5 separate regions of the Homo sapiens genome follow, and all the other regions are linked to region 3. The links are chromatin loops, found by intact Hi-C in ENCODE. Cell type or tissue: B cell. All regions are shown on one strand. Each heading gives the region's core, and the rest is flanking DNA. Links, peaks and the distances in the headings are about the cores only. Region 1 holds the start of LOC124903356 (a long non-coding RNA gene). Region 2 holds the start of EML5 (EMAP like 5). Region 3 overlaps EML5 (EMAP like 5). Region 4 overlaps TTC8 (tetratricopeptide repeat domain 8). Region 5 has its middle 48 kb from the start of TRA-AGC15-1.

Region 1 (6,400 bases), core at 537-5,536, 350 kb after region 3:
TGGTTCTCCTCTTTTATGGAACAGATCCTAATCTTAGCTGACAGCCTAATCCTAATTACCCAAGGTTACTAGTACACAGTAGAGCCGATACCCAAAGCCGTTTCCCTTCCTCCTCCAATATGCCGGCATTTCTGTAGATCGAATGACCTGAGGTTCAGAGGTGAAGAAATCATTCTGTGAAGACAAGACTGCCTGAAATAAAAAGCTGCTATGGGAGATAACACGGGAAGGACAGAGTGGGAACAGATTGCAGAGACTGAGACGTTGAGGAGGTGATACTTTATCCTGCAGGTAAAAAGCCGTAGAATACCAGGATGAAAGGAATGTGTGGTAAAGATTAACCTGTACACATACTACACTAAGTGGTTAGATTAAGGCAAACTAAATTTGCCCAGTGGGAGAAGAGAGAACAAATATAGTAATGAGCTTACACATTAACTGTTGCAGCCACATAGATTAAATCACAACAAACCATCCTCGAATCAACTCAGGGAATCCTCAGAAAAGCAAATGAGAGCAAAACACACTTATTTACGCAAATGTGGAGAGAAGGAGGATTTTTTTTTTTCCAAATTTGGCAAAATACTCCTTTTTTCAAGCCCGTCACCATCCCTGCCACATGGGATGCCCTAGGACACATTCATTATACCACAGGTTTCCGGCTGACTCTGCAGGTCTCAGAAGTCTAGATTGCCTTCAGAAACCCGCCCGTATGGGCTGGCTATCTGAAAGTTCGATTTTTTTTTTCTATTATCACTTTTTTTTCTCAAGGGCTTCAAAACCCATCTTTTAGTAGCTGATCAGGTTCCTACAACTTTTCTGTAAAGTTCAGGGGGAGGTGGGGAATTGATCTGAAATATTTTCAATTTTCTTGTGTGTGGAGGATGTCTGTTTCCTTGGTCGGCTGGCGCCCTCTGTCCTTGGGGAAATGCACTTCCCCTATTTCACGTGGTGCTGGTGGGACTGCCAATCACAGCGCCTTCTTCAGCCTCCTGGTCACATGAATGGGACCTGGCCAATCACAAAACTCCATTCTCCGACCTCCAATGATTGAGAAGACCGCAGGACCAAAGCAGGACCAATCAGAGCCTTCCATGGATGCTAGGCTAATAGGAACCCTGAGAAGGAGGTTATGTTCTTTCTCCAGGATGGTGGATTATTAGGGTCATGGAGCCTGACGCTGCCAGAACTTTTTTTCCCACCTCATGGAAAGAAGAACTTCCTGGAAGGAAGGCAGGACTGAGAGTTGGAATGAAAATGACAGAGCCCTGTCCACACCGTTAAAGTACTCAAATCCAGGTAGGACTGCAAGCAGTTCAACTCTTGGACTTTTAAGTTATATGAACTGAAAAAGAAATTAATTAGATTTCTGTCACTTGCAGCTGCAACAGTTCTGATGAATAATACAAAGTCCAGACAAAACAGGGTATCAAGGCACATCTGTCCAAGCAACTCAACAGGTCTTTATCTCAACATTTTCAAAAGGGAATGTCAGGTCAACCCAGGGTTCTGGAAATATTTGGGGAAAGGTAAATAATATACATAGAAAGTGGCTTGGGTTTTCTGGCTCCGTCATTCTTGCTAGCTACCTAGGATCAGAGTGATTGCAAAAATCAGATTCTGGCCCATGTGGGGTGCAAACTAGGTCTCTGGCATCATGTAACTGAGCTAATTTTGAAGCATAGGCTTTCCTCAATTCTTAAAATAAAAAGCCCCCCACATTGTGTCAATCATGTAGCCAATTAAGAGACCTAGAAATGACAAACCACCGCATTGTCAAGGTAGATTAAAGACACAGAAGACGTTTCTGATGGTTGGGATAATTAGACTGTCATCGTGCTGCATGGCCCGATCTGCTTGCCAGAGAGGGGGATGTGGAGGAGCCCAGGATTATTTTAACAGGTGGTTTAGGGAGCTAACTCCCCTGAACGCTCACCTGCTTGGCCCAGAGCAGGGATTGAAATACCAAAACCAGGAGACTGGGAGCGAGGTGTGTTTCTGTGCATGCCTATGTGTTTTTATTCCTGATGTATAAATACAGCCAAGGTGTACTGTAATCAAGCAGCCCCCATCTGTTTGCAAAATACAGCCACCTTCCACAGTTCATCTGCCCCAAGGGCTTTATTTGAGATGGAGTTTATTTGCCCAGCAATTTACTTCCTTTCCTTTCCTCTGGGAGCCCTCACGACCCCATTTAAACCTTTGAATGCACGTATCAAATTTCAGATTTGATTCCTCCCAACTCACACCTCTTCCCAGCCAGTCCACATAAATCCTCACGAACGGTGATTACCTTCCTTGCCCCAGAGACCTAGAGAACTCCAGTTGAACAAGATTATTCAGCTCCCAAAGACTAAATAGAGGAACTATCCCTAATTTACAGACAGTTAGTACCTCTCGTCCACATCCTCCTTGGGGGGAAGTGGGTCTGTATTGCTTTGCTGCAGGAAGTCACAAATCTAGTGCTAAAAAAAATCCATATTTATATACACATGAGGGCCCCAAAGGCAAAAATCTATAAGAGGTACTAGACTGCCAGAAACACAGCGGGATGAAGAAAGTGTTATTTGTTGTTATCTTCTCAAGGAGATCTGTGTGTGTTGCAGGAATAGTTTAATACACTGCTTGCAATCCATGGTAGCTTAAGCCACTTTCCCAAGAGTATGGGTCCAAAAAGCAGAAAGGCTTTTATCTTGCTGGGTGTTGGACACAGGGCCGGGGCCTCAAGGGAATTGCTTTAGATGATTGAGGCAGTTTGGGTGGGGACTGCAGACAACAGTCTTCCTCCCACCTATCCTTTTGTGTTTGTACCTATTGCTGCCATAACAAATTATCACAAACTTGGTGGCTTAAAACAACAGAAATGTATCCTTTTAAAGCTCTAGAGGCCAGAAATCCAAAACATTCCTACTGGGCTAAGATCAAGGTGTGAGTTTTGCAGAGCTGTGCTCCCTCTGGAGGTCCTAGGGGAGAATCTTTTTCTATATCTTTCCAACTTCTTGAGCAGCATTCCTTGGCTCATGGCCCCTTTTACCACCTTCAAAGCCAGCAATGTGACATCTTCTCTCTCCGATTCCTTCCTTTTGCCCTCATCACATGGCTTTTTCCTCTTCTGTCAGTAGTCACATCTCCCTCTGTCTGCCTCTTATGTGGACACTAGTGATTACATTGGGCCTACTCAAATAATTTCCCCATCTCAAAATTCCCAATTTATTCACATCTGCAAAAACCCTTAGTTTATGTAATGTAACATTGAGAGGTTCCAGAGTTTAGGATCTGGTATCTTTGGAGGTCACTATTCAGCGAATGATGCTTCCTGTTAGGGGTTGAAGAGTTATTTCCCACTTATTGATTAGGGGAAGCAGTCACTCTCAGTCTGGTGGTAGGAGTTCAAATTGATGCCGGACAACTTGGCAGTCTCTATCAAGAGTAAAATATATTTTCTCTTGCATTCAGCAGTTTCTTCTAGGAATTCATCGATTCAGCTTCTAAGAATTCATCATGGAGATGTTTTTGAAAATGGATGTGTAAGGATTTTTTTTCTAGGGTTGTTATAACAGCCCAATTTTCTAAACAAACTGCATGGCCCCAGCTATGAGGGCTGGTTGGACAAATTAAGGAACATCCATATCATAAAATGCTGTGCAATTATAGAAGAGAATGAGATAGATCTGTGTAAGTTAATGTGGAAGCCTTTAAGATAAGGGAATAAAATAAGGTCATAGACAGTATGCAGAGTAATTCTCATGTGTGTAAACAAGAGGAGTGTGTGTGTGTGTGTGTGTGTGTGTGTGTGTGTGTGTGTATTTGTATAGACCTACAATATTCCTGGAGACAGAGGACAAGTTGTTCCCTCTGTGGAGGGTGACTAGGAAGATGGAGGTATGGAATACAAGTGGTTTTAAGTTTTTACAGTGGGTATTTATTACTTTTAAAAGCAGTTAATGAAAAAAGAGAGCAAACATTGGTTTGAAAGAGCTCGTTTTCAAGAAGCGACTTTTATTAGCCTTTCCAAGGCACCCATAATTTCTGGTCTTATCTCCCCAACTCCTCAACCCTCATCACCAAGACTGAGGTCTTTCCGGCTGGGCGCAGTGGCTCACACCTGTAATCCCAGCACTCTGGGAGGCCAAGGCAGGTAGATCACGAGGTCAGAAGATCGAGACCATCCTGGCTAACATGGTGAAACCCCCGTCTCTACTAAAAATACAAAAAAAAACAGCTGGGCGTAGTGGCGGGCGCCTGTAGTCCCAGCTACTTGGGAGGCTAAGGCAGGAGAATGGCATGAACCCAGGAGGTGGAGCTTGCAGTAAGCCAAGATCGTGGTACTGCACTCCAGTCTGGGCAACAGAGTGAGACTCCATCTGAAATAAATAAAAAAAAAACACAAACAAAGAACAGACTGAGGTCTTTCCTACAATCCCACAAGATCACAGTACCTTTCTCCTTGGAGGCTCCCACAGGTATCCTTTGAAGCCAGATTGATTTCTGCAGGTTACAAATGGGAATTTGCAGGGGACATTTACAGTGGGGGGAAAATATTAATAATTTTCTCCGATCATAAACCAAGACTGGGAGAGGGGTAGCAGGAAAAGAATCTCGGCCTAGAGTTGAATACTTTGGAGTTCAAATTCTGGCCATGTGACCTTGAGCAAGTCACCAAACCATTCTGAACCTCAGTTTCCTCATCCACAAGATAGGAATAATGATATGAACTCAGGACTGTGGTGAAAATCAAAATTAAAAGTGAGACTATAGGAGATTGTGTTTTGGAAGCTTTAGACACTCCCCAAGTGGATGCCCTCTCTGGGGATTGCCCTGACCCCATGCTCAGACTGTGTTGGTAGGGAGAAGACCTAGATCTGAGGAATGTAGGGTTAATAGTACAGGAGCTTCGGAACTTGTGGCTGCTTTGTTACATAGAGGAAGGCACAAGGTCTGTGTGCCTGAGATTCTAGTCTATAAAACAGAATTCATAAAACACAAAGTTAATAGATAAGGCAGTGTAGGGTTTAGTTGGCCTTGTAGTACATTAAGAACCTCTTGAAATTAAAAAAAAAATGTTAAAGGCTATGAGATACCCACGGTCTCTTGACTATTGATGCTGAACCAACAGTACTGCTCCAACTCAAAACCAACGTTCTTGGCTCAAACCACTGCATGTCCAGAGCCAGAGGGTAAATAAATACACAAGACAATTGCAAGGGGATCATGAGGTGACCAAGGCTGGCTGTGAATTGGAGCCAAGTAAGTGAATTGGAAGTAGAGCACAGCCACATGAGGCAAACAAACTCTGCTCCAGGTGTGTGGATGGGCTCAGAGCTTCTCATGCCCGCTCTGACTGGACTTGCTGGCTGGGCTCCGGCCATGTGAGCAGAAGCCTGGGATGCTTCAGCCTCATTGCACAATACATTGTACTCATCCTGAACCAAATACCGAAGCAGGAAGAGGTGTCTGTCCAGACTGCAAAGGAGGACAACTTTTCTTAGAAGCCCCCCAGGTCCATTGTGCCATGTCAAAACTCTCCACGTAGCCTTAAAAAGATCAATGCTGTTCAGTTTCCTTAGACTACATTTGAAGTGAAGAATTCCCTTTCCTGGAGTTGTTATAGTGGAGTGCCAGCCCCGTACCTGAGTCCTGGCCTTGACATTTACTAAGTGGGTAACCTTGGGCAAGTTGTTAAACTCTCTGAGACTTCATTTCTTCATTTACAAAATGGGTATCATACCAAATTTCCTAATTTCTAAGATGACATTTTGCAACATTTCGGAAACCATGCTGGGTCTTATGATTAAGGTGTATATTTAATTTGCCATTGCTTCTTTTATTCTTAGACTCTTGCAGGATCACTGATATTTTTAACAGCTGTATTAGCATTTCTTTATTAGCAGCTTTATTCACACACCATGCAATTCACCAATTTAAATTTTACAGTTCAGTGATTTTCAGTATATTCACAGAGTTGTACATTCATTACCACAATCAATTTTAGAACATCTTCCCCAAAAGAAAACCTCTACTGTTTAGTTATTGTATAACCCAAGTCTTTCTGTCTTTATAGTCAGGCCTTTTCTGGACATTTGCTACAAATGAAATCATATGATATGTGGTCCTTTGTGTCTGGCTTCCTTCATTTGGCATGTTTTCTAGGTTCATCCATGTTGTGACATGCATCAATAATTAATTTCTTTTTATGTCTGAATTAATATTCCATCATATGAACATGCCATATTTTATTTATCTATTCATCAATTGATGTTTGTTTCTTTGTGTCTGTTTTATGAATAAAACTACTATGAACATTCATGTACAAGCTTTTGTCTGAACATCTTTTCATTTTTCTTGGATATGTAACTAGGAGTGAAATTGTTGGGTCATATGTTAACTTGGTGACAATGGT
Region 2 (6,400 bases), core at 556-5,555, 130 kb after region 3:
TTCCTAAATTATATTCTCAGTATCATATTAAATTTGTGCCACCAATTTCAAGATGCTGTATGATTCAGATTTTACTCCCTCATTGAAACTTTTCAGGAAACTTATTTTCATTGTTATACATTAAAGATGTGTCATTTGGATAAAATCATAAGCATGTATATTCAACGATGAGAAATTCGAGTATGTTTGTTGTTTTGTATAAGTTGTGCAACTATACCAAAAGAAAGTCAAAGCATTACCTTCCTTACAGTTTACTGAAACACAATTATGAAATTTAAGCGGTGTGACATATAACACAGCTTCTAATTACTGCTAGAAGAACAAGATGTAATTTACCTCACCAAATAAATCATATCTAGTTTCAGAAGACCTTAGTGCTATACTGCTCTCATAACCCCCAAGGAGTAAAAACAATACAAGTGTACCACGAGAAGACCTCAAAATCCTTCACATTTACTCCACCAGCTGAATTCAACCTAACAGACTAAATTATCTGGAGCAGGGCTTCAGTTAAGGCTGCTCCAGCTAGGTAAAGCTACTATGCCTGGTACTTTGGGAGACCTAGCATATGGAAAAGAAGGGAGACTTGAAAGGATTAGGGAAAAAGACAAGACACTGGGGTAAACTCTACTCTTGGGATAACTAAGAAGATAAATAATTACTACGGGTTTACTTTAGTTTTGTTTTTCCATCAGCAATTTGGGCTATTATAATAGGTCTGTAACCCTAATCACCACGATACAGAGTCCCAGCTTGAGAAAAATGAAATGACTTATCAGTTACCTTTTCAAAGTAATACATTAAATACAATCTGAAAAAGCACTCTGGTGTCCAAAAAACAAAAACAAACAAAAAAAACCAACTGAATACAGAGCACCACCTCATTCCTTACTCTGCAATCTCAATTTTGTCTTTTCTTATCTTTACTCCATCTTGCCCTACCTCTGTTTGTCCTAGGCATCCTTTCCCTCTTACATATTATAGATGTACAGAGACGCAAAACAGAAGAACAACTTTATTTGTGGAATTTACATACCAGGGCTTCTTGCCTACAAGACTTCAAACCAAGGTACCGTATTTGAAATGCCCAATTTAAATCCTGTGCAACATACATGAGGGAATAACATTTTGTAACCAAACCCAAATCGTAGAATCTTTGATAAAACCCCAAGAGCACCACACAAACACATTCTCAATTGCTTTTAATATATTTTCCTCTGTAAAGGACAAAAAATGCTGTGCTTGAGGCAATAATCAGTGGCCTAGAATGATTTCTGAAGCTCTTGACTTTACCATAAAAGTTGTACTAAGACACTGATTGAAAATTACATTTCAAATATACCGCTCACTAAAGAAATGTCAACAAGCTCTGGGACCAACTTTGAGTTATTGTCCAAGGAAGACTAAAAATAGCCCCCCAATAGCGATTTAATTTTAAGAAAATACAAAAGTAGCTTATTTAGGAGTATTTTAATGAAGATGAAGAGAACTGGAAATCAGTGAAGTTTTCAGCAGCCTCTTCAGATAAGACCTACCTTAAATTGCCTTCAGGTGTGCACATTTTAACATCCAGTGAATTGCCTGGAGGTTGCCTGGGGTTTCTGCTGATTATAGCAGGCGGTGAAACCTGAACTAATAATTACGGCCAGGAGGTGAGAGCCCTTCAGGACGCCACCCTGGGCGCGCTCCCCGGGAGCAGCCCACCGCTTGCTGTGCTTCCATCAGTCCTTTATTAGGTAAAGGGTTTCCCCCCACCCCGGGTGCTTTAAGAATGCGTTTAATAAGAAATTTCTCACAGGATCTAACGGAATAAAGTGCCACCAAAATAACCTTTTCGCAGTTTTCGTAATTGTGATGGAGTGGGAAAGGGGACAAAGCCGTCAAACCGGGTGCCCGGTGGATCCGCGGACCTGATCTTCCTGCACGGACCCGAGAGAGAGTCCCTAGACGAGGAAGAGGGGAAAGGCATTTGTAGGGTGTTAACTGGTGGACTCGGGACCAGAGAGACAGCTGCGGATTCCCCTCGGGGTGATGCTCCGTGCAGGAGCGGTCACGGCGTCCAGAGGAACCCGCGGGTGCAAACTCCGGGAGCGGCTTGCAGGGTGACGGCGGCGGCCCCCGCTCCCCGGTACCTGATGATGTCGTCGCTGTGGCCCCGGTAGAACTTCTGCCTGTGCTCCCGCGGGCTGTACACCACGCCGACCCCCGCCACGAAGTATACGATCTCCTTGGCCGCAGTGTAGTAGAGGTTGTTGCGGCACTGGTGGCCCCGGTAGCCGTACACCCACTCGAGCCGCAGGTGGCAGCTCGGGGCGCTCCGGGCCGCCATGTCGGGGCGCCCACCCGCCGCTCCCGCTCGGGCCCGCGGCGGCGACGGGAGGCGGCGGCGGCCCGGCAACGAAAGCCCTCCCGCTGGCTGCCGGGACTTCCCGCCAGCCGCGTCCTCTAAGCCGCGCCCGTCAGGTGCATCTCGTTTCGGGGGCCGCCGCCGCCTCAGCCCACAGGCGGGAGGAAAACCCTCGCCTCGCGGAACATGCTGAGGGCCGCGAGCGCCGCCGGCTGTCAAGTGGATGCCCAGAGCCCTTCGCCCGCCTCGGCTCGCCTAGTCTCCTCAGCCCGTAGCGCCTGGGCCGAGAGCGAGGGCCCGCCTCCAGCTCCTCAGCCGCCGCCCGCGCACGCAGCTCCCAGCCCCGGTCACCTGCGGCGCTCGCGCCCCGCCGCGGCTTTGTAGCCACAGCCTGGCGGACCCGCGCCGCGCACCCCGAAACCGAGCGAGCCGAGCCGAGCCGAGCCGAGCGGCGGGCGCGCGGCCTTGCGTGGCCCCGCCCCCTCCCGCGCTCACTCCGCCCCTCCCGGAGCCGAGAAGAGGCTGGAGTTCGCGGGGCCACGGTCTAGTTGCGGAGTCGCTGGGACCGCGTCTCTGCAAGTGCGCGGGCCGGTGAGCCCTCCCTCGTTGAGCTGCTTAAGCCCAGGCGGACCCTCGGCGACCCCGGGCTCCCGCTGCTTTGCGTCCTCAACCGGGAAGCACCTGCCGGTTCCGCACGGTCCCTGCACCCAGCGTAGGCCACGTTTTTGCCTGGGAAAATCCACACCGGGATGCTAAATTCTCTTTTTTACGCTTGATACCTTGTGTGTCTTGCTGCCTTATAGTGCTTTCGGACCCAGACATTGGAATGATGCCGAGCTTCCTAAATGTGCTTTTAAATTATTATTTTTAGAAACAGAGCCTCGCTCTGTCGCCCAGGCTGGAGTGGAGTGGCGCAGTCTCAGCTCACTGTAGCCTCCAACTCCTGGGCTCCAGCGATCCTCCCGCCTCAGTCTCCGGAGTAGTAAGGAGTACAGTTGCGTACCACTATGCCCGGCAAATGTTTTGCTTTGTTTTTAAGTTTATTTTGTAGAGGCGGGGGTCTTGCTGTGTTGCCCAGGCTGGTCTCCACCTCCTGACCTTCAGCAGTTCTTCTGCCTCAGGCCTCCCAAAGCGCTGGGATTACAGGCCCAATCCACTGCTCCTGGTCCTAAGTGTATGTTTTCTTAAGTGACCGCAAAGCTGAAGGTAGACTTTAGATGGTAAACTGACATGTGAGATCTGATTTCCGAATAGCAAAAAAAAAAAAAATTGTACTTCGATTTTTTTAAAAATGACTGGGACATCACCAACAGTTACTCTTAATTAAATAAATTCAATTGTGATCCTGTAGAAAACTCCTGTAATAAAAGTATTGGGAACAATCAATTCCTGACTATGTCATTTCCCCTCCTACTCAGTTGTGTCCTCTTCTCACAGGAATATGAACAAGATTTATCAATACCTCTAAAAATAATTGGAAATCCACAATTTAAAAAGTGTTAAGTTCAGGATGGCCACAAGATTTACAACAAAAAAATACTAATTCAGGATATACCAATATGAACCCTTATTGTCTAAAAATTACTGTTTGATTTCCATAGGAAATACCAAGACAGAAATCTGACAAAAGCTAAAATAAACTACCATCGTTTCAAGAAATATGACTCCAAAAGGGGTTGACTCCTGTGTGGTACAGATATATTGGAATAGATGTTATCCAATGTCTACTTCCTCAAAGATGCCAGTTACTAACTTGAGACAGGATTACCGTTTCGTCTTTGATTATGACTTCTAATCTGCAAGCAGTTTACATGCAGGAAATAAAGGCCATCTGAAAGGAATTTACATAGATGTCATGAAAAGTAAACTCTGAAAGAGTTTCCATTCTGGGCAGAATCTGAAAAAGAGGAATAGCTTTCTGGCAGCTGCTGCAAATAAACAAAGAAATCAGGCCTGAGAAGTGGCTCTAAGGCCCATGTAGGGTACCCTGGGCAAAAGCACACACAGTTTCTCTTTGTCACCAGGAGGGCGTTTTCTGTTTTTTAATAAGAATATGTTCTAATTCACTAGTGAGTTCCTTGAAATCCCCTGGTGAGAAAAAGAAAAATTGTTGATTATTTAAATTCAAGCAGTGAACTTAGAAAACATTAAATATTTGTTGCTATACATTTGTGATATATTAATTACTGGTTACATGTAAATTTTATGAGACGAGATGGAAGAATATAGTTTTTTCTATGTTTCGGATTTTTCAGCACAATATCTTATGGATCCCATGATACACACTTAAGTACTCAGATTAATAAGAGATTTAAGTAATTTATTTTCCCATTATCATATTTTCCATTACGATTTTAATGACCCAAGTGTAGAGTGCGAAGCAAAAACATTCTTAATTAAACCATCCTCAACTGGCGACTCAAGACCAAAAGAGACAGCCGAGGCACAAAGGTGGCTAGAAAATGAACCATTCATGAATACTAGAGGAAGAAAAAAACAAACCTGATCAGTTCTTACCCTCACAACTTTATATAATCCAGTATTACCAATGTCACATCAGAAAGCTTAATGAAGCTTCTATTGCTAGGTGATATTCCATCATCTGTATCCTGTGAAAGTAATGCAAATAAGGATGTGGGAGAAAGAAACAAAAAATTATACACATCAACAAATGGACATTTGTTAAGCATTCCAGACGAAGGCTGCAATACCCCCTGTATTCGTCCGTTCTCATGCTGCTAATAAAGACATACCTGAGACTGGGTAATTTATAAAGAAAAGAGGTTTAATTGACTCACAGTTCCGCATTGCTAAGGAGGCCTCACAATCATGGTGGAAGGCAAAGAGGAGCAAAGTCGCACATGGCAGCAGACAAGAAGAATTTGCGCAGGGGAGCTCCATTTATAAAACCATCAGATCTCATGAGACTTATTCACTACCACTAGAACAGTATGGGGGAAACCACCCCCACGATTCAATTATCCCCACCTGGCACCACCCTTGACATGTGGGGATTATTACAATTCAAGGTGATATTTGGGTGGGATACAGCCAAACCATATCACCCCCTTTGGTAATCTAGTTCCTGAAACTTGAGTTCCTAGTATGGAATTTGAGATATTTGAAATATTTCTAAAATTCAGGCAAATAAATCATGTGCTGGCTACTGATTAGGTACCCTTAGGTTTATAAAGAAATCTAAGGCAAAATGTAGAAAACATAAAAACCAAAATTCCCCAGCCTGGCCAATATGGCAAAACCCCATCTCTACTAAAAATACAAAAAAAAGTAGCCGGGTGTGGTGGTGCAGGCCACCATCTCAGAAAAAAAAAAAAAAAATTCATGCAATTACTTCTAGCTAGCATGGTGGCTCTCACCTCTAATCCCGGCACTTTGGGAGGCCAAGGTGGGTGGTCAGGAGTTTGAGACCAGCCTGGCCAACATGGTGAAACTCCATGTCTAGTAAAAACACAAAAATTTGCCAGGCATGGTGGCGGGCGCCTGTAATCCCAGCTACTCGGGAGGCTGAGACAGGAGAATCGCTTGAATCCGGGAAGTGGAGGTTGCAGTGAGCTGAGATCGCACCACCGCACTCCAGCCTGGGAAACAAAGAGTGAAACTCTGTCTCAAAAAAAAAAAAAGTATATATATATTATATATATATTATATGTTATATATATTATATATATTATATATATATTATATGTTATATATATTATATATATTATATATATATTATATGTTATATATATTATATATATATTATATGTTATATATATTATATATATATTATATGTTATATATATTATATATATATTATATGTTATATATTTTATATATATATTATATGTTATATATATTATATATATATTATATGTTATATATTTTATATATATATTATATGTTATATATATTATATATATTTTATATATATATTATGTTTATATATTATATATATTATATATATTATATGTTATATATATTATATATATTATATCTCTTATATGTTATATATATTATATATATATTATGTTATATATATTATATATATTA
Region 3 (6,400 bases), core at 622-5,621:
GTAGGTTTGTAGTAGATAATGAATACATGGAAATTAATGGAGTAAAATGAGTGCAATTTCAAAAGCATTAAGAATATAACGAAAACAGTTATCCAACCCCTTTTATATCACAAATGAGGAAACAAAAGCTCAGAGAAGCATCCTGGCTCAAGTCACACAGAAAATTTAGTAACAGAATTGGCGCTAAGACAGATATTTGCACCAATCTAACAACAGGGCTTTTACCTCTTGCTACACTGCCTCTTCTAGTAAAAAAGTTAAGTTCTGAGATAACATAACAGTTAATAAAAATTATACATTGATACATTTATACACTGCCAGACCCAAGTTAATACTCAAATACAATTTCAATGGATCTTACCAGGTGAAAATCGAATATCTGAAATCATATCTTTTCTGTGATGAAAAGACACAAGATCCTCTAGAGTATCCGCATTTGCCATTAAGAAGCTTCCATCGTTGAGACCTACGGCTAAAGCTTTACCATCAGGAGAAAAACAGCAACACCTCCCACCTGAAAGAGAAAGAGCATATTAGGCAATTTTCCCTTTTTTCTAATTTAAAGTATGGGCCAGGTGTGGTGGCTCATGCCTATAATCCAAGCACTCTGGGGAGCTGAGGCAGGAGGACTGCCCGCGGCCAGGAGGTTAAGACCAGCCCGGGCAACATAGCAAGACCCCATCTCTGCCAGTAGGCAGAGTAGGGGAAGGGGCAAGGGGCAAAGGAGAAGGGGCGAGGGGGAAGAGAGAAGAGGGAAGGGAAGACAGGTAAGTAAGTAAATAAATAGACAGGCATGGTGGCACACACCTGTAGTCCCATTTACTTAGGAAGCTGAGGCGGGAGGACTGTTTGAGCCCAGGAGGTTGAGGGTGCAGTGAGCTATGATTGCACCACTGCACTCCAGCCTGGGTTACAGAGTGAGACCTTGCCTCAAAAAAAAAAAAAATATTTGCTAAAAAGGTTGCCTCTTTATTATGGCTTCAAATCAATATTAAAAAGGAGTCGAGATACAGATTAAGTTTTCTATAGAAGTCAATGGTATGGAATTCTAAGCAGGAATGAAACTCACTTCTGAATACAACAAAAGCAAGTATGGATATTTACCTTAAAAGAAATTAAGTTGATGAAAAAGAATGAGAGATTTTAATTAACATAAAAAGCCAATGATATATGTGGAAGTTTTGCAGAGTAGGTTTTACCTTTGTAGCTTCTTTCCAAAAAAACAGAAATTTAAGAAATAAGTCATCTTTATAAAAGTAATTTTTTTTGAGATGGAATTTCTCTCTTGTTGCCCAGGGTGGAGTGCAATGGCATGATCTCAGCTCACTGCAACCTCCGCCTCCTGGGTTCAAGTGATTCTCCTGCCTCAGGCTCCCAAGTAGCTGGGATTACAGGCATGTGCCACCAGGCCTGGCTACTTTTGTATTTTTAGTAGAGATGGGGTTTCACCATGTTGGTCAGGCTGGTCCTGAACTCCTGACCTCAGGTGAACCACCTGCCTCAGACTCTCAAAGTGCTGGGATTACAGGCATGAGCCACAGCACCTGGCCTATGAAACTAAAATATTTTTAAAAATCTAATAGGCCATTATTAAAGGTAGGAAGATACATCTGTATATATACGTTTCAGAACCATATATGAAATGATATTTTTATTATTAATGATAAATTAATATCGTTCATTAATGTCATTAATGATGTTAACATTCGTAAAAATAAGGGTTAGTGCTGCATTGATAAACACAAAAAAGGGCTTACCCTAACAGCAAGGGTTGCAGCAAACATATTCAAAAGCCCTAAGGATTTTGGTATCTTGTATGAAATCTGATGAGGAAAGGACAGGGTATATACAGAATGAAAAGTTATAGCATAAGTTGAGAACAAGTAGTCATTTAATTATCAAGCATACATTGGAAATGAAGAAATCTAAGATGTGATTTCTCAGATTTGAGAGTCAAGAGATGATGATGACCTGGAGCTGGGTGGCAGCAGTGGAGGTGATAAGAGGAAGGATTTGGATATATTTCAAAGATAGAGCTGGCAGAACTTTGACCAACTGGATGTGGGGTGAAAGGCGTCAAGGGCATGGTTTTGCTTGAGTGGTGATGCCATTTACTGAGATGGGATAAACTAGAGGAGGAACCACCAGTGCTTAGTTCTGTACAAATTAAGTTAAAGATGCCTATGAGAAGTTCAAGTGAAGACATGAAGGAGACAATTTAATATATGAATCCTTTTCAGGAGCTGCATATAATGTTTGTTATATGTATATCTTTATTTGTGTATATTAACTATTTGACTTTTCTCTCCTTTTTCTCCTTCATATTTTATACAAGTTTGTTGGAGGTTAACTTTACAATTTTGTGTTAAAAGAATATTCCTTGTGTTAAAAGAATATAAGACCGTGACTAAATTTGAGAATAGCGTAGGTCTTCTCTCTTTAGGGGTGAGAACTACTTCACTTGTACCAAGGGTAGCTGCATCTCTTTGGGTAGAAACATAAGGTTAGTTCTGTGATTGTACTGAAGTTCAAATGTGTGTATAAAGGTTCATGTGGATCCTGACTAGCCAGAGGGGAAGACTGTGCTGGTTATTAATTTATTGCCTCTCAGTTCCAAATCTGCCACTTTGGGCCTCACAGACTTTTTTGCTAGCTTGCCAGTAGAGGGAGCTGGAGAGACACTACAAGGCCAAAACAGAAGTGACTCCCTTCCTCCAGTGTGCTGTTTTACTAACAGAGCCCGGGCACTGGCATGAAGGGGGCCTGATGGCATTCACCAGAGTGGCAGCCCCAACTGCCTCTTTCAGCAAGTTTCTCCACCATCACTGTAATGGCTCTAACAATTTAGCTGCAATTTGCGGACTTCAGGAAGATTCTCTGGCAGGAGTCCTCACAGTTCAATGATTTTGCCCTAGGTTAAGCTCTTCAAGCAGTGGTTCTGACCATTCAGCTCTGGCCTGCTGCCTCTGGCAAGCTTCTCCTTCACCAAGTGACTACTCTCACTGTTCCACTGAGGGCTGCACCCTCTGGCAAGCTTTTTCGCCACAAGCTCACTGAATGTTCTGGTGGCAGCCACACCATTTCCAAACAGGTCTGAATCACCTTTAACTTGTTCACTCTCCCTTAGTACTAGGGTTGCTGCTTTCTATGGTGGCTACCTCTAAGGCTTTTTCAGTAGGTAATCACTTTTTGCTAGTTAGCAATTCTTTTTATTAAATTCCCACTGTTCAAATAAGCCTTGTAGTCTCATCTTCTGACTGGACAGTGACCGACTGAATCTAAAGTGTGAGTGTACATATGAAAAGAAAAGTCCGGGGAGAAGCGCTGGAGCAGTCCTAAATGCAGAGTGCAGGAAGAAGAGATAGCACTAGCAAAGGAAACAGAAAAAGGGAGTCAGTGAAGTAGAGAGAAGAAACAGACACGCACGGGTTCCAGAGACAAGTGAATAAAGTATTTCAGAAAAAAAAAAGGGAATGATAAATTGTGTCACAAACTGCTGTGAGGTGAATACACTGAGAACCAGGAAGTGATCAACAGATTGGCAGCAGGTTAAATGGACAAGTAGGGAAAAAAGCCTAATTGGAGTGGGTTATGGAGCTACTGTCATGTGAACACACAGAGAAGGGCGCCTCAACTATTTTGAGGAGTTCTGCTACAAAAGAGGGAAGAGAAACAGAATAGTAGTGAGGTCAATTATCACAGTTCCCTGTTTTACTCAATGCTTATTCTGCTGGTTGGGTGCAGGCATAAAGCAGGTAGAAAGTTGAGTTTAAGGGAAGATTAATATAGTAAGTATCCTTTAAAATTCATAGCTGAGATCATTGAAAAATTAGAAACATTTTCTAGTTATCAAAATTAAAAGGGGAGCAGAAACCCAGAGCAAAAAAGCCACATTTGGAAGGGGAGGGGCCAAGAAAGCCAACTAGAAACAGCTGTGGTCAGAGGCTCCCACCAAGAAGACCGAAAACGGCAAGTGAATCCTGCACCAGCAACTGAGGTATCCAGGTTCTCTCATTGGGACTGACAAGGTGGTTGGCATGACCCATGGAGAGTGAGGAAAAGCAGGGTGGAGTGACAGCCCACCTGGGAGCTGCACAGGACAAGGGGAGCTCCTACTCCCAGCCAAGAGAGGCAGTGAGTGATTGTGCTATCCTGCCCGGGAAACCACACTTTTTCCATGGATCTGTGCAACTGGTGGATCAGGAGATCCCCTCCGTGAGCCCATGCCACCAGTTCCTTGAGTCCCAAGCATAGAGCTGCACAGATTCTCAGTGGCCACTTAGCTACAGACTGCCGAAGACTACCAAGTTCCTGGGGGAAGGGACGGCTGTCATCACTTTGGCTGTCTGCTGCCTCAGATGACTGAGCTCCCTGGGCGAGGGGCAGCAGACATCACTGCAGCTCCAGTCTGCCATTTCTCCTCTGATGGTGCCTGGGAAAATAGACAGTTTAGACCCAGGAGGAATTCACCACAGTGCAGCACAGAGGCTGTGGCAGATGGTGGCCAGACTGCCTCTTTAGGTCGGACCCTGACCATAACCCCTCACTGTGCGGGGCCTCCCTGCAGGAATTTCAGCAACTCCAGCCAGAGGTTTGTGGACAGAACTCTGATCTCCCAGGGACTGAGCTCCTAGAGGGGAGGGGCATCCGTGGTCTCCATGGATCAGCAGACTTAGTCTTTCCCTCTACCAGCTCTGAGGAATCTGGGCAGTCAGGACAAGTGGGATTTCCCCCAGTGTAATGCACCCCCTCTGCCAAGGGGTAGTCAGAGTGCTTCATTAAGTGGGTCCTGGATCCTGTACCTCCTGACTGGGTGAGACCACCCCAACAGGGGTTGCTAGACACCTTATACAGGGGCGTTTCCACTGGTATCAGTTCAGTGACCCTCTGGGACAGAGATCCCAGGGAAAGGAGCAGGCAGCTACCTTTACTGTTTTGCAGCCTCCACTGGTGATACCTCGAGGTGTGGGAGGGACCCAGGCAAAGAAGGTCTGGAGTGGACCTCCAGCAAACCTCAGCTGGAAGAGGAAGAGGGGTCTGACTGTTAAAAGAAAAACAGGCCAGGCATAGTGGCTCATGCCTGTAATCCCAGCACTTTTGGGAGGCCGAGGCAGGTGGATCATGTGGTCAGGGGTTCAAGACCAGCCTGACCAAGATGGTGAAACCCCATCTCTACTAAAAAAAAAACAAAAAAAATTAGCTGGGTGTGGTAGCAGGTGCCTGTAATCCCAGCTACTTGGGAGGCTGAGGCAGAGAATTGCTTGAACCCAGGAAGTGGAGGTTGCAGTGGGCCAAGATCATGCCACTGCACTCCAGCCTGGGTGATAGAGCAGGACTCCATCTCAAAAAAAAAAAAAAAAAGGAGAAAAAAGAAAAACAAACACCAACAACAAAAGCATCAACAAAAAAAGTCCCTGCAAAAACCCCATCCAAAGTTCAGCAGCCTCAAAGACTGAAGCTAGATAAACTCACAAAGATGAGACAGAATCAAAGAAAAAAAATGCTGCAAACTCAAAAAGCCAGAGTGCCTCTTCTCCTCCAAATTAACACAACACCTCTCCAGCAAGGGCACAGAACTGGGCAAAGGCTGAGATGGATGAATTGACAGAAGTAGGCTTCAGAAGGTGGGTAATAATGAATTTTGCTGAGCTAAAGGAACAAGTTCTAACCCAATGCAAAGAAGCTAAGAGCCATGATAAAACATTACAGGAGCTGTTAACCAGAATAACCAGTTTAGAGAAGAACACAAATGACCTGAAGGAGCTGAAAAACACAACCAAGAATGTTACAATGCAACCACAAGTATCAATAACTGAATAGACCAAGCACAGGGAAGAATTTCAGAGCTTGAAGACTATCTTGCTGAAATAAGATACACTACAAGATTAGAGAAAAAAAAAAAGGATGAAAAGGAATGAGCAAAACCTCTGAGAACTATGGGATTATGTAGAAAGACTGAACCTATGACTGACTGGGGTACCTGAACAGAACAAAGTTGTAAAACGTACTTCAGGATATCATCCAGGAGAACTTCCCCAACCTAACAAGACAGGCCAAAATTCAAATTCAGGCAATCCAGAGAACCCCAGTAAGATACTCCATGAGAAGATCAACCCCATGATACATAATCATCAGATTCTCCAAGGTCAAAATGAAGGAAAAAAATGTTAAGGGCAGTCAGAGATAAAGTCAGGTCACCTACAAAGGGGAGCCCATCAGACTAACAGCAGACCTCTCAGCAGAAGCCCTACAAGTCAGGAGACACTAGGGGCCAATATTCAACATTCTTAAAGAATTTCCAACTCAGAATTTCATATCCAGCCAAACTAAGCCTCATAAGTGAAGGAGAAATAAACTCCTTTTTAGACAAGCAAATGCTGAGGGAATTGGTCACCACCAG
Region 4 (5,000 bases), core at 1-5,000, 200 kb after region 3:
CTCTGTGAAAGTAAAATCACCACAGAGATGAGACAACAACCAAGTTCCAGCTGCATTGACTATACCGCCCCCCTTTTGTACTTAGGGCTTGGTGACACCTATTTGGAAGAACTTAATTAACCATCTATACTTTTCCTCTGAAGAGAATGTTTATAAACACTGAGCCTTCCTGTGTTGTTGAACTATGGTCAACATCAACACGGGCTCTTTTCATCTGGAATAGAACACAGTCAGTGCCCAGGGATTCTTGAGCCACACCTCAGCCTCCAGCTCTCCTGTGTCCAGGAGGGCAGTGTTCCACCCAAGACTCCCATACACACAATCGTGGAGGGACAAAAGATAGGATAGGATAGAAGAACAGACAAAAAATATGAATTGGCAGTTCACTGAAAGAGAAATATAAATAATATCTGATGTGTTAAATGCCTAACCTCTGTCATAATTAAAGATATAAAAAACTAAAACAACAGTGATAAGCCATTTTTCACTCAATCAGATCAGCAAAGATGAAGAAGTTCTATGTTATCTAGGGTTGCCAAGGGTGTAGAGAAACAAGCTCCATGTATGAACATTTGGAAGTTGTTTGCAATTATTGATGATATTTTAAAATGTGCATGCTCTTTGACCTGGCCATATTACTTCTAGGAATTTTCCTTAAGGATATTTTCATACAAGTGCACAAAGATCTGTACAAAGATGTTTTTATAGCATGTTTTTTGGTTAAAAAAAGGAAACATATGCTTGAACAAAAAGGGACTGGTTTAATAAATTATGGTCTCTGTATTGATGGAACACTATGCAGAAGTATTATTTAAAAATATGAAGTAAAGCTTTTGGTTTTGATATGGAAAGAGTCAAGACACTGAGAGTGAAAAAATAAACTGTATATTAGAATGTATAGAATGATTCTGTTTATGGTTAAAATATGCACACCCATATGTATGCTTATGTATGAACAAAATTTCCTGAACAATACTCAAGAAGCTATTAACAGAGCCTCTGCCTACTACAATTTGGGGATGGGGCATTTACTTTTAATTTTGTACCGTTTTGTAAGGTTTACATTTATTTAGTATAAGCACATATTTTATAAGTTTATAAAACTTAATTGAAAACCTACATACGAGGTTGTCAGTACAATAGGTGTTTCAGTCTAAAATTCCTCGAGATTACATAAATTAATTTCTGTGTCCATTAATTAAGTATACAAGTATTCAAAAGTAATTTTATAGAACCCAAAGTCTTGAACCAACTGGCTTATTGAGGCTTGAGCCTTCTTTGCATTGGGCGTTGCCACCTTTGGAAGCTGTAACACTGAAGCCTAGCACTGTGGGATGCTGTTGGCTTTGAAAAAGAATTTCAAATATAAAGCACATGAAGAAATATATATAAAACATAGATTTGGGTCAACTGGTGAATGTTTTGTTAGGGTTTTATGGGACTGATAAGTTACATCCCTGTTCTCCATGTTGAGAACCAACTGAGAGAGAGATACAAGATTTCGACAAATAGAGGTCAGACCATTAGCTTGATTACAGATAAAAGCAGAAGTGGAGCTTTTGGCTTTAGACCTATGCTCAAAAGGACTTAACAACCTTCTCGCTCTGGGTTAAACAGACTAATCTACCCTGTCACAAACATAGTTGTACCAACCTACAGACTTTCTCCACTCAGAAGAGCTTATTATTTTTCATAAAAATGTTATGTATGTGAACATGTAATAGGTTTATTTTGTGTTATTTAGAATGAATTAATAAGTAAATGTTTAAAGATAGCTCAGTTGCAATTTCTAATATTAATCTATATAACTTACATAAACAAAACTTCTTCTCAGCAATTTTTAACAGTTTAAAAGGAATCTTAGACCAAAACGTTTGAGAACCTCTGTTCTAATGGAAACATGGGAAGCTAAGAACATTTTTTAGAGTTGTTTAATTCTTGTTTATTAATTTTTCAGTTTCTAGAACACTAAATTTTGTGCTAAGAAATGGCACATATGATCTTGCTTTAAAGGAATTTACCATATTTCATGGACTCTAAAAACACATTTTTTTTCACATTTTAACATCTCTGAACTTGAGATACATCTTAAAATGGATAGCATCTTTTTATGGCCAAGTGGCAGTTGCCATGTAGTTGTCATAGTCTGTTTATATGGAAACTTGGGTAATTACTCTTGGGAGCATGGTGAACCTGGTAATTATTACTGGTTGTAGCCTGAAAGCTTTTGTTGACACCTGCTGGTAAGATCAAGAAAATCAAGAAAACACAGGTATCAGCATAGCAGAATGACTGTCCATAGGTTGGAAGAAAATCTTGGAGACAATAGTGGAGCACTTTTAAGAAATATTAAAAGTGGATTTTAAATGTTCTTACCACAAAGTATGCAAAAGAGTGATCTGTGATGCAATCTGTGTATGAGTATGTCTAAATATCAGTGAGGATCAAATAAAAATTCTGTTTAAAAAAAGCACTGCATGGTGCTTCTTAACAATCAGTAGAGTCTCTTATATTTGATATGATTAAAATTTAATGAAAAGTATGAGTCCTTCTCTAATGAGAACAAGTTCACATAATAAACACCATGTAAGTTGAGAGGTAGAAGACAGCTATGTGAAGTGAAGGCATTAGGGAAATCTTCATGAAGGATGTGGAGCCTGAACAGGGCCTTGAAGGTGGACTTGAGAAATATAACATTCATTGATAACATTAGATGCATACATTTATGATTATCAGTATTTTAGAAAGAATATATAATAACTGTAGAAGGTTTATTTAGTTTTTCATTTTGTATGTATTTCTAAGCTTGGTCTTGGTTGCTGTCTTTTCTTTCCTGGACTTTTGATCTTCCTGCTACCACTCTTTCCTATTTTGGTATGTCTAGCATGCAGCAGTCAAGTTATTCTTTCAAAATGCAAATATGATTGTTATTCCTCTCCTAATGGATTTCTCTCAACTAGAAAAAAAAAAATCTGAAGTTCTCACCGTGGCTTACAAAGGCCCTGGCTGCCTCTCATCTCCTTTTGTGCCACTTTCCCTCTTCCCAGCCTCATTTACCTTCGTGTGGTTCTTCATATGTGACAAGCACGTTCCCCTCTCAGGCTCATACATTTGCTCTTCCCTCTGCCCAGAGTGAGCTTCCCCCAGATATGCTCAGGGCTTGATCCTTCACTTCACTCAGGTCTTTTCAAATAGCACCTCCTCCAAAGTGGCCCCTTCCGCCACCCCTTCTGAAGCACACTCTCCCTGCTCTCTCTCTCCTTCTCTGTTTCTCTTCACAGCACTTAACCTTCTCTTATATTACATATTTGTTTGCCTTTCATACCAGATGTCACCTCCCTGAGGACAGTGACTTTCTCTTTTTGTTCATATTGTATCCCCAGGGTCTAGAATGGAGTCTGGCACATGGTAGCCTCTCAATAAATACTTATTGAATGAATGGACTTAAATCAGTCAGAAAAAAATAATTTTTTGTCCAATATTAATAAAATATTGCTCTTCTCTCTTGATGGAGAATAGGAAATGAACAATATGTCATCAGCAGCAGAATATTACAAAGAAGTTTTGAAACAAGACAATACTCATGTGGAAGCCATCGCATGCATTGGAAGCAACCACTTCTATTCTGATCAGCCAGAAATAGCTCTCCGGTTTTACAGGTGCACTTCACATCCAATTCTTAGAACCACTTTCCTGTGAAATATTGATAAAATAATAAGAAAGATGGAATGAAAGTATAGAGAAATAAGGTATAGGCCATGTCTTTATGAAACTCAAATGTCAACACTGAGATATATAATGAGCATTGAAGTGACATCCAATAATTTGGAAACATGCAGATGTCTGGCATCTTGCAGAAACACACTGGACAACTGACTGAGTTTTAAACCTCATTGTCATTGTATGTGTTAGCCATTTTGTCATCAACCAATAAGTTGAATAGTTACTTAAAACTTATCATCATCATTGCCTCCGTTAATACCATTAAACATAAAGACACTGAAATTGAAAGGTGAAAAGATTTGCAAAGAGCATTTGGCCTCATGTTCTGAACCTTGATGAGGACCTGAAACAGAATCACCTGTTTTGTGCAGCATTGTTGGTTCTTGTCCCAATATTTTTTCAGTCTAAATAAATTATATTCACTGATTCTCTTTTAAGTACTTATTTCATCCTACATATGACTTCTGAAATTAATTTTTAAATTATGATTTCCTCCTTAGCCCTTGGGTAATATAGAAAGAGATGACTGGCAGCTGACAAGGGTTCTTTCCAAATATGTGTTGGAGGCATAAAATGTAATAATAAGAACACTATTCTGTGCACCTGCAGCTGACTCTACTCCCCAACCCCCAAAGTGGGTCATGGGTTTCTCACGGCAGCTGGGCTGGATTTTCATTTGCTCATATGAACTCGCTTGTCCTTTGTCCCATGGGATTAATTATGCATAGAAGCAAATGGGGCTCTTGAGCTGCAGTGTGAGAGCTAAGTGGATAATGTAAGGATCCGCTGATGGTCTTGTCTTCCTCAGTGGAAGCTCATTGGAGTTCAGTAGACACAGCTGAAGCACAAAGTACAGCGAGCCAAAAACGGGATCCAGTCAGCTGAAAACGTAGAGGTTAATGCTAAACGCAGTCCTCAAATTAGATTAGGTTTTAGGAATTTACCCTATGGGCAGCAAAGCTTTATAAAGCTGAAGTGTGTGGGCGTTACTTTTTGTGACTATTTCTTATTTTGGTTCTCTAACAAAGCATTTGGGGAGAAAACTTAGATCAGTTGTTTGTCTTTGTCTCTAGACACATTCCCCATGACTAGTACCATTATGAAAGAGAGGTGTTTGTATTTGCTTTAAACATTTTTTCATTTACTATAACACGTATTTATATTCTTAAGGAGTATCAAAAATCACAAGATGAATTCATTTTTAACTGTGTAAAATATATATATATATGTCTTAAAACTTACAAAGTTGGTCTGACACCAAAATTTGTGTGTTCTTT
Region 5 (6,400 bases), core at 603-5,602, 260 kb after region 3:
TGTAAGACTTCACCCAGTGTATTAGTCTGTTCTCATGCTGCTAAAAAAAGACATACCTGAGACTGCATAATTTATAAAGAAAAAGAGGTTTAAAAGACTCACAGTAACAGTTCCACATGGCTGGGGAGGCCTCACAATCATGGTGGAAGACAAAGGAAGAGCAAAGGGACGTCTTACATGGTGGCAGACAAGAGAGCTTGTGTGCAAGGGAGCTGCCCTTTATAAACCATCGGATCTTGTGAGAATTATTCACTATCATGAGAACAGCACAGGGAAGACTTGCCACCATAATTCAATGACCTTTCAATGGGTCCCTCCCATGACATGCAGGGATTATGGGAGCTACAATTCAAGATGAGATTTGGGTGGGGACACGGCCAAACCATATCATCCAGCTTTCTGGGAAGGGAAGAATGCAAGCATGGAGGACTCAGGAGGGCAGGAAGATACCCAAGTTGGTGGTGGGCCTGAAGGCCAATTTCACTGACTTTACTGTTCTGTCAGTCACTTGCTGGCTAAGGCACATTTCTGGATCCATCCATTCATTGAGTCCTTGATAGATGCAAGACCTCGGTGTCGGTGTCCTTAGGGATATAATGGATTTGTAATCTCCAATAGCCCTTATATATTATCCATTTTAATTCATAAATCTTTTCCCAACCTATCCTCCAAAGTCACTATTATTATTCCCAATTATCCATGAAGAAAGTTATGTGCAGAAAGCTTTTGTGAATTGCCCAGGGTCACGCAATTTGTGAGTGACAGTCCTGGGATGAGGACCCATGTCTTCAATGAATCTCAGTAGAATAGCAGGAAAAACAAAGGGGACTCATTCAGCAGGTGCTTATTTGTTTGTTTTCAATATTGTAGTAAAATATATATAACATAAAATTTACCATATTAAACTTTTTTTTTTTTTGAGACAGAGCTTGCTCTGTCACCCAGGCTGGAGTGCAGTGGCACAATCTTGGCTCACTGCAACCTCTGCCTCCTGAGTTCAAGTGATTCTCCTGCCTCAGCCTCCTGAGTAGCTGGGACTGCAAGTGCCCACCACCACAACTGGGTAACTTTTGTATTTTTAGTAGAGACGGGGTTTCACGATATTGGCCAGGCTGGTCTCAAACTCCTGACCTTGTGATTTGCCCTCCTTGGCCTCCCAAAGTGCTGGGATTACAGGCGTGAGCCACCACACCCGGCACTTAACCATTTTTAAGTGTGGAGTTTAGTAGTGTTGAGTACATTTACACTGTTATACAACCAACCTCCAGAATTCTTTTCATCTTGCAGAACTGAAACTCTATATGCATTAAACAAGAACTCACCCATTCTCCCCTTCCCTAAGTCCCTGGCAATCATCCTTCTACTTTCTGTCTTTATGATTTCAACTATTCTAGGTACCTTATAGAAGTGGAATTATAAAGTACAGTATTTGTATTTTTGTGACTGGTTTATTTCACTTAGTATATTATCCCCCAGGTTCATCCATATTGTAGTGTATACCAGAATTGTCTTTCTTTTTAAGGCTGAATAATATTCCACTGTATGGATATACCACATTTTGTTTATTCATTCATCTGTCAATGGTCACTTGGGTTCCTTTACCTTTTGGCTACTGTGAATAATGATGCTATGAACATGGGTGTGCAAATGTCTCTTCAAGACCCTGCTTTCTACTCTTTTGGTCAACAAGTGCTTTTAAGATTAGATAATAATGTCAAAATTACTAAGCCTATGATGAAAAAAACCTCAAAGAAAGTGTTGTGAAAGCTCAGACTAGTCTAATCGGTATGTGATTGAGCCTTTAGGGCTCAGACCATGAGGCCCACAGGGAAATGGTCAGAGCGGGTGCCTTCCTTCTTCTTTGCTGGTTGCCCATCCTCCAGCAGCGCAATCTCATCCTTGGACTTTCTCCTCCTTGTGGCAGAACTGGGCAGTGTTTCTACCCCCCAGCTCACCCTTTTCTGTGAGCAACTTGTCCATCTGAAGATGGGGCTCTGGACTCCAAGAGCTGCCCTGGGCTTCTTGACTCAGCCTGGTACCAAGGACCAATTCTTAATTATCTGTTTTCAGTCCCAACTTGCTGACCCATCAAGTCCAGCCTGACCCCCAGCCGCAGCACACAGTCGAGGTCACAGCAAGTGACATTCCTTCCGTAAAACACCACAGAGCTCGGGCTCCACATTAGCTGTGCCAAAGGGCCACTATCCAAGTGAACAACATTACAGTAGGAAAGAATTGTGGAGAAGACTTGAAATTGCAAGAGGGAGAGAAAGAAAATAATGACTTCACCTAGCCCCATAGTATGTGTAGTGGGCAAATTTTAAGACTCCCGTTAGATACACTGTGCCCCAAACACAAGCTGGTATGAGCCAAAGTCATGCTTCCCACTCCTGCGTTGATTTGGTAGGGAAGAGCATGTCTTTTTCATTATCACAGATGTAATGGAGAAGCTCAGATTGTCAAGGAGCAGGCTGGCCACAGTAAGGATGGAGAGGGAGGAATGTGGATGGCTCAGGTAAATCCAGAGAGAACTCCAAGCACACACTCCGCTGAGAACCAGACATGTCTTTGTGACTCTATGAATGTCTTCTGCTCATCTGTGTGGGATGCATCAGGGCAGCCTAGCTTGGACGTAGACTCATAGAGCACTGGGATCATAACTATTTGCCTTAGTTAATCTTGGGCAGATTGATTTTCTCATCTTATCTCATGACAAGATCCATCTTTGTAGGATCTCAGCATGGCAAATTGTCTCCAAAAGGATATGGTCTATAGAGCGTGTTCCTTTTGGTTCAGAAGTCCCAAGCAATCACTTTTAGTGGATGTATTGATCAAGGCCTGGTCTTTGATGTTCAAAGGCTGCAGAACTTAGGCCGGTGTTCCACATTTCCTTTCCTTCCAGCTTTTTTAATGCCTCTGAAGTGGACCATCAAGACTTCTCTACAGGCAAAGGAAAGTTTCCAACAATGCCAAGGAACCAGGGAAGGGGCATTGTCTAGTTACAGATCAAAGGAGTGGGGCGGTCTAAGGCTTCATCCCTCATGAGAGCAGCTGGGCACTGGGCCCTCCGCCCATCTCTTCATCTCTTGAAATGGTCATTTCTGCCGTGGAAATACAGTTCTTTGGAAGCAGCCGATGAAATAATGAGCTGGGGAAACATTGTTCCAAATGCCATCTGTGCCATAGGAATGGGACCATGACCCCCTTCTGTGAAATTGCTGGGGTTGTTTCCCAGCCCCCCGTGTCTGTGGCTCTCATTAGTGTTCTAATGGAACACTCAGAGATGGCTGGCAGTCGGGTCCAGAATGTGTGTTATCGACATCTCTTCTCAAGCCAAACAAAAGTCACACTCAGGTCAAAGGGAGACGGGGCTGCTGCAGAAAGAGAGATATAAATAAAAAGCCAAAATAGATACTTTGAGAAAGGGCACTTTATTTTTAGGAAAGAAAAGGAATTAGGAGAAGATAATGGTTGCCCTGGCAATGAGAGAGCACTGCATATATTCTATAGGCCCAGCTTTAAATGTAATGCGGGAAACAAAACGGATTCCCTGGTGACTTTCTGAGAAAATACAGATGGAAATAAAAAGCCTGCTCAGAAACAATATCTCACATTAAGTCCAACTGCCATTTCACTACTGTTTTATAGGCTTCCCACTCCACGGCCCTGTATTAATTTAAAAACCCATTTTCATGTCTGGCACAAAATCCACTTTAAATGAGAGTCTCCATTTCATTTTTTTCCACTGTTCCTAACTGTGCTTTAAAAATTGAACTGGGAGGCCAGTCACGGTGGCTCACAACTGTAATCCTAGCACTTTGGGAGGCCAAGGCGGGCAGATCACGAGGACAGGAGATCGAGACCATCCTGGCTAACACAGTGAAACCCTGTCTCTACTAAAAATACAAAAAAAAAAAAAAAAAAAAAAAATTAGCCAGGCATGGTAGTGCACGCCTGTAGTCTCAGCTACTCGGGAGGCTGAGGCAGGAGAATTGCTTGAACTTGGGAGGCGGAGCTTGCAGTGAGCCGAGATGGTGTCACTGCACTCCGGCCTGGGTGACAGAGCAAGACTCCATCTCAAAAAAATTGAACCAGGAGCAGCAGACCTAGAAGCATGGCTTGGAATACTGTAATTCTCAGCTGAAAGAGGGTGATAGTGTCGGCAGCTTCTCTAAGCCCTTGATTTTACCCAGGAGGACCAGACAAATTGGTTGCTGACATTTAAACATCTGGAGAATGCACACAAAAATTCACATTTCTGTTTTTTCTTGAAAATGTAGAAAACCTGACCATCTTGGACCTTCCTTTCCACGTGGCAAAAATCAGCCCCAGTCCCCTCAAGTCCCCATAATATTCTTTTCTGTCCAATGCCCATCGTATTATTGCCTAGTCTCTATGGGCATTGGGGTTTGACAGGCTCATCTAGTTCCAGCTGAGGTCCTCTTTCTTGGCCAGTGCTTCTCAAACTTTATTCCATATCAGAGTTACCTGGAAGGCTTCTTAACACATAGATTGCTGGATCCCACCCTCAGAGTGTCTGCTTCTGTAAGTTGTTGGCAGGGACAGGGCTAGGGATTTGCATTTCTAGCAGTTCCAGGTGATTCTCATGCTCCTGGTCTAGGGACCACACTCAGAACCACTGCCCTGGATTCATGGTAACTCTGCTTCTGTCAGTAAAGAGCTCTTGATGATTTTCCTCAAAGAAATTTATATCAAGTTTAATGAAGTGGCAAAAAATTTTTATCCATTGCAATGCATCAGAGGAAGAGAGCCATATTTTTGGGGAAAAGGGAGCATGATGCTCTAGCTGGAAAGATGACAGCAAGACTGCCTTGCTGAGACAGGCAAGAAAGGAGAAAGGAAAGGAGGGAAGAGAGAGACAGCAGGGAAAGGAGGTCTTAGTGTGAAGTCAGTGGGAGGAGGGGTCCTTGCCTGTGACCCCCATTTTTGTGACCCTGAAAATGCATGGTGTGAGTGGAATGTGTATGTGTGTCAATGGTGACAAAGTCTTGGACTGAAGTGGTGAAACATGAGCCTTCATACATGTCTGTGGGAGCCAGAGAGGAAGGTCACCATGGCAACCAAACCCATGAGATCTGTACATGCCTCGGTGAAGGCTTTGGACTTTCTCAAGCCATGAAATTGAGAGATTTGAGCCAGGTCCCCTCCATCTCAGAAGAGCAGGGAGGCCCCAGCTGAATTCTGGGTTCCATAAGAAAGATTTCATCTGAATAAAGTACATAATTCATTTTGCCCATTCTAATCATCAAAGTGGTGTATAGCAAAGAATCTGAGATTCTCCTCAATGGGAGATAACACCCTGGACTGTCTCAATTCCAGGCAAAAGCAACAGCACTTGATGTTTTTGATAATCTATGCAGGCTTAGAGACGAAAAACTCTTTGTTAGTCTTTTCTTGAAATACCAGTGATAGCTCTCGGATGTCCATTATTTCCTTTAGAGGTCTTTGGAGATCTGGAGATGGCTGGGAATGCCTCCCGGGCTGGTGTCCGGCCACGCACAGGCAGGTTGGGGGTGGTCTTGAGGGCCATGTTGCAGGCCTGGTCCAGAGATATTCACAGGGAGATTTAAATTTTCTGTTTCCAACATGCCTTATTATTATTCAGTATATACAATTACATAATGAAAGCATTATGTAGAAGGTAACATGTTATTTGGCTCTCTTTCCTTTATTGAGCACCTATCATGTGCCCAACATGTTATGTGCACTTTTTAGTTTAATATTCACCACTGTTCTGAAAAGTCAGAATTTTATCCCCATTTTACAGAAAGAAAAATATGCTTCAAGAGTTTAATAACTTTCCAAATGTTATTCAGCCAGTGAGTGGTGGTGCCAGGATTTGAGCCCAGACCTGTCCAACTCTAAAGTCCCTGTTGTTTTCTTCTGACCACCCCACCGCTTGCTGCTTCTCAAATGAAAGAGATTGCCTTTATTGTCTATCCCTATAGCTTTCGAGTATGACAAGCAATATTCTGGCTCTCTTACATTTGTTCAATGTTTAAAACCTATCCCTTTAGCTCCAAGAAAAGCATAAAAGAAGAATTTGTACTGCATTCCTTTGCATGATAATATTGCATTCCTGAGCATCAACTCTACAGGAGCCTTCTCTGTGATGGAAGTACAGTGTTTGAAGATGGCTGCACGTTCCCAGCCCTCTATGATTTTTCAGTGAGCAGTTTCAGCTGGATATAGAATTGCAAGTAAGAAAGTTCCAGTTGGCTTCCCAGAAAATTTAATCTCTCAATTTTCCTTAGTTGTTTGGCATGCCAGGATGAGATTCAAATGAGATTCTATAAAAATGACGAGTTTTTCCTGCTTCCTTCTGTCATTAGCCCCTCTCACAGCTGGGCTTCGTTTCTGTGACCATAAACTAGCTCAT

The links. A loop is a pair of places that touch in the nucleus more often than their neighbours do. Peaks named below come from ENCODE experiments on the same cell type or tissue, not always from the same donor. Only the 100,000 strongest peaks of a DNase experiment are listed, where the experiment ranks them.
Region 1: a loop joins it to region 3, with 4 times the contacts of the local background. A loop is called at or near these places in 31 of 110 quality-filtered maps.
Region 2: a loop joins it to region 3, with 21 times the contacts of the local background. A loop is called at or near these places in 19 of 110 quality-filtered maps.
Region 4: it touches region 3 in a loop (36-fold over the local background); 68 of 110 quality-filtered maps call a loop at or near these places.
Region 5: it touches region 3 in a loop (23-fold over the local background); 2 of 110 quality-filtered maps call a loop at or near these places.

Annotation. Positions count from the first base shown.
Region 1 is chr14:89,012,261-89,018,660 of GRCh38, forward strand. It overlaps LOC124903356 (a long non-coding RNA gene), which reads left to right and starts at 1,135. Exons shown (of 2, transcript XR_007064297.1): 1 at 1,135-1,299. In B cell, for the core only: no CTCF peak of the experiment used is centred there; no DNase peak of the experiment used is centred there.
Region 2 is chr14:88,790,175-88,796,574 of GRCh38, forward strand. EML5 (EMAP like 5) reads right to left here and starts at 2,779. Exons shown (of 44, transcript NM_183387.3): 1 at 2,133-2,779. The coding sequence starts at 2,329. RefSeq lists silencers at 2,290-2,369, 2,560-2,919. In B cell, for the core only: a CTCF peak has its summit at 2,626; a DNase peak (open chromatin) is centred at 2,647; H3K4me3 peaks cover 1,997 bases; H3K27ac peaks cover 1,762 bases; H3K27me3 peaks cover 330 bases.
Region 3 is chr14:88,664,976-88,671,375 of GRCh38, forward strand. EML5 (EMAP like 5) reads right to left here. Exons shown (of 44, transcript NM_183387.3): 22 at 362-514. Among named protein-coding and RNA genes, the nearest start is that of ZC3H14, 110 kb to the left of the region's middle. RefSeq lists an enhancer at 3,420-3,599. In B cell, for the core only: a CTCF peak has its summit at 2,677 (motif pointing right); DNase peaks (open chromatin) are centred at 2,686 and 3,656; H3K4me3 peaks cover 925 bases; H3K27ac peaks cover 916 bases.
Region 4 is chr14:88,866,540-88,871,539 of GRCh38, forward strand. TTC8 (tetratricopeptide repeat domain 8) reads left to right here. Exons shown (of 15, transcript NM_144596.4): 11 at 3,520-3,659. Among named protein-coding and RNA genes, the nearest start is that of TTC8, 44 kb to the left of the region's middle. In B cell, for the core only: a CTCF peak has its summit at 2,258 (motif pointing left); a DNase peak (open chromatin) is centred at 2,242.
Region 5 is chr14:88,928,323-88,934,722 of GRCh38, forward strand. No RefSeq gene overlaps it. Among named protein-coding and RNA genes, the nearest start is that of TRA-AGC15-1, 48 kb to the right of the region's middle. In B cell, for the core only: no CTCF peak of the experiment used is centred there; no DNase peak of the experiment used is centred there.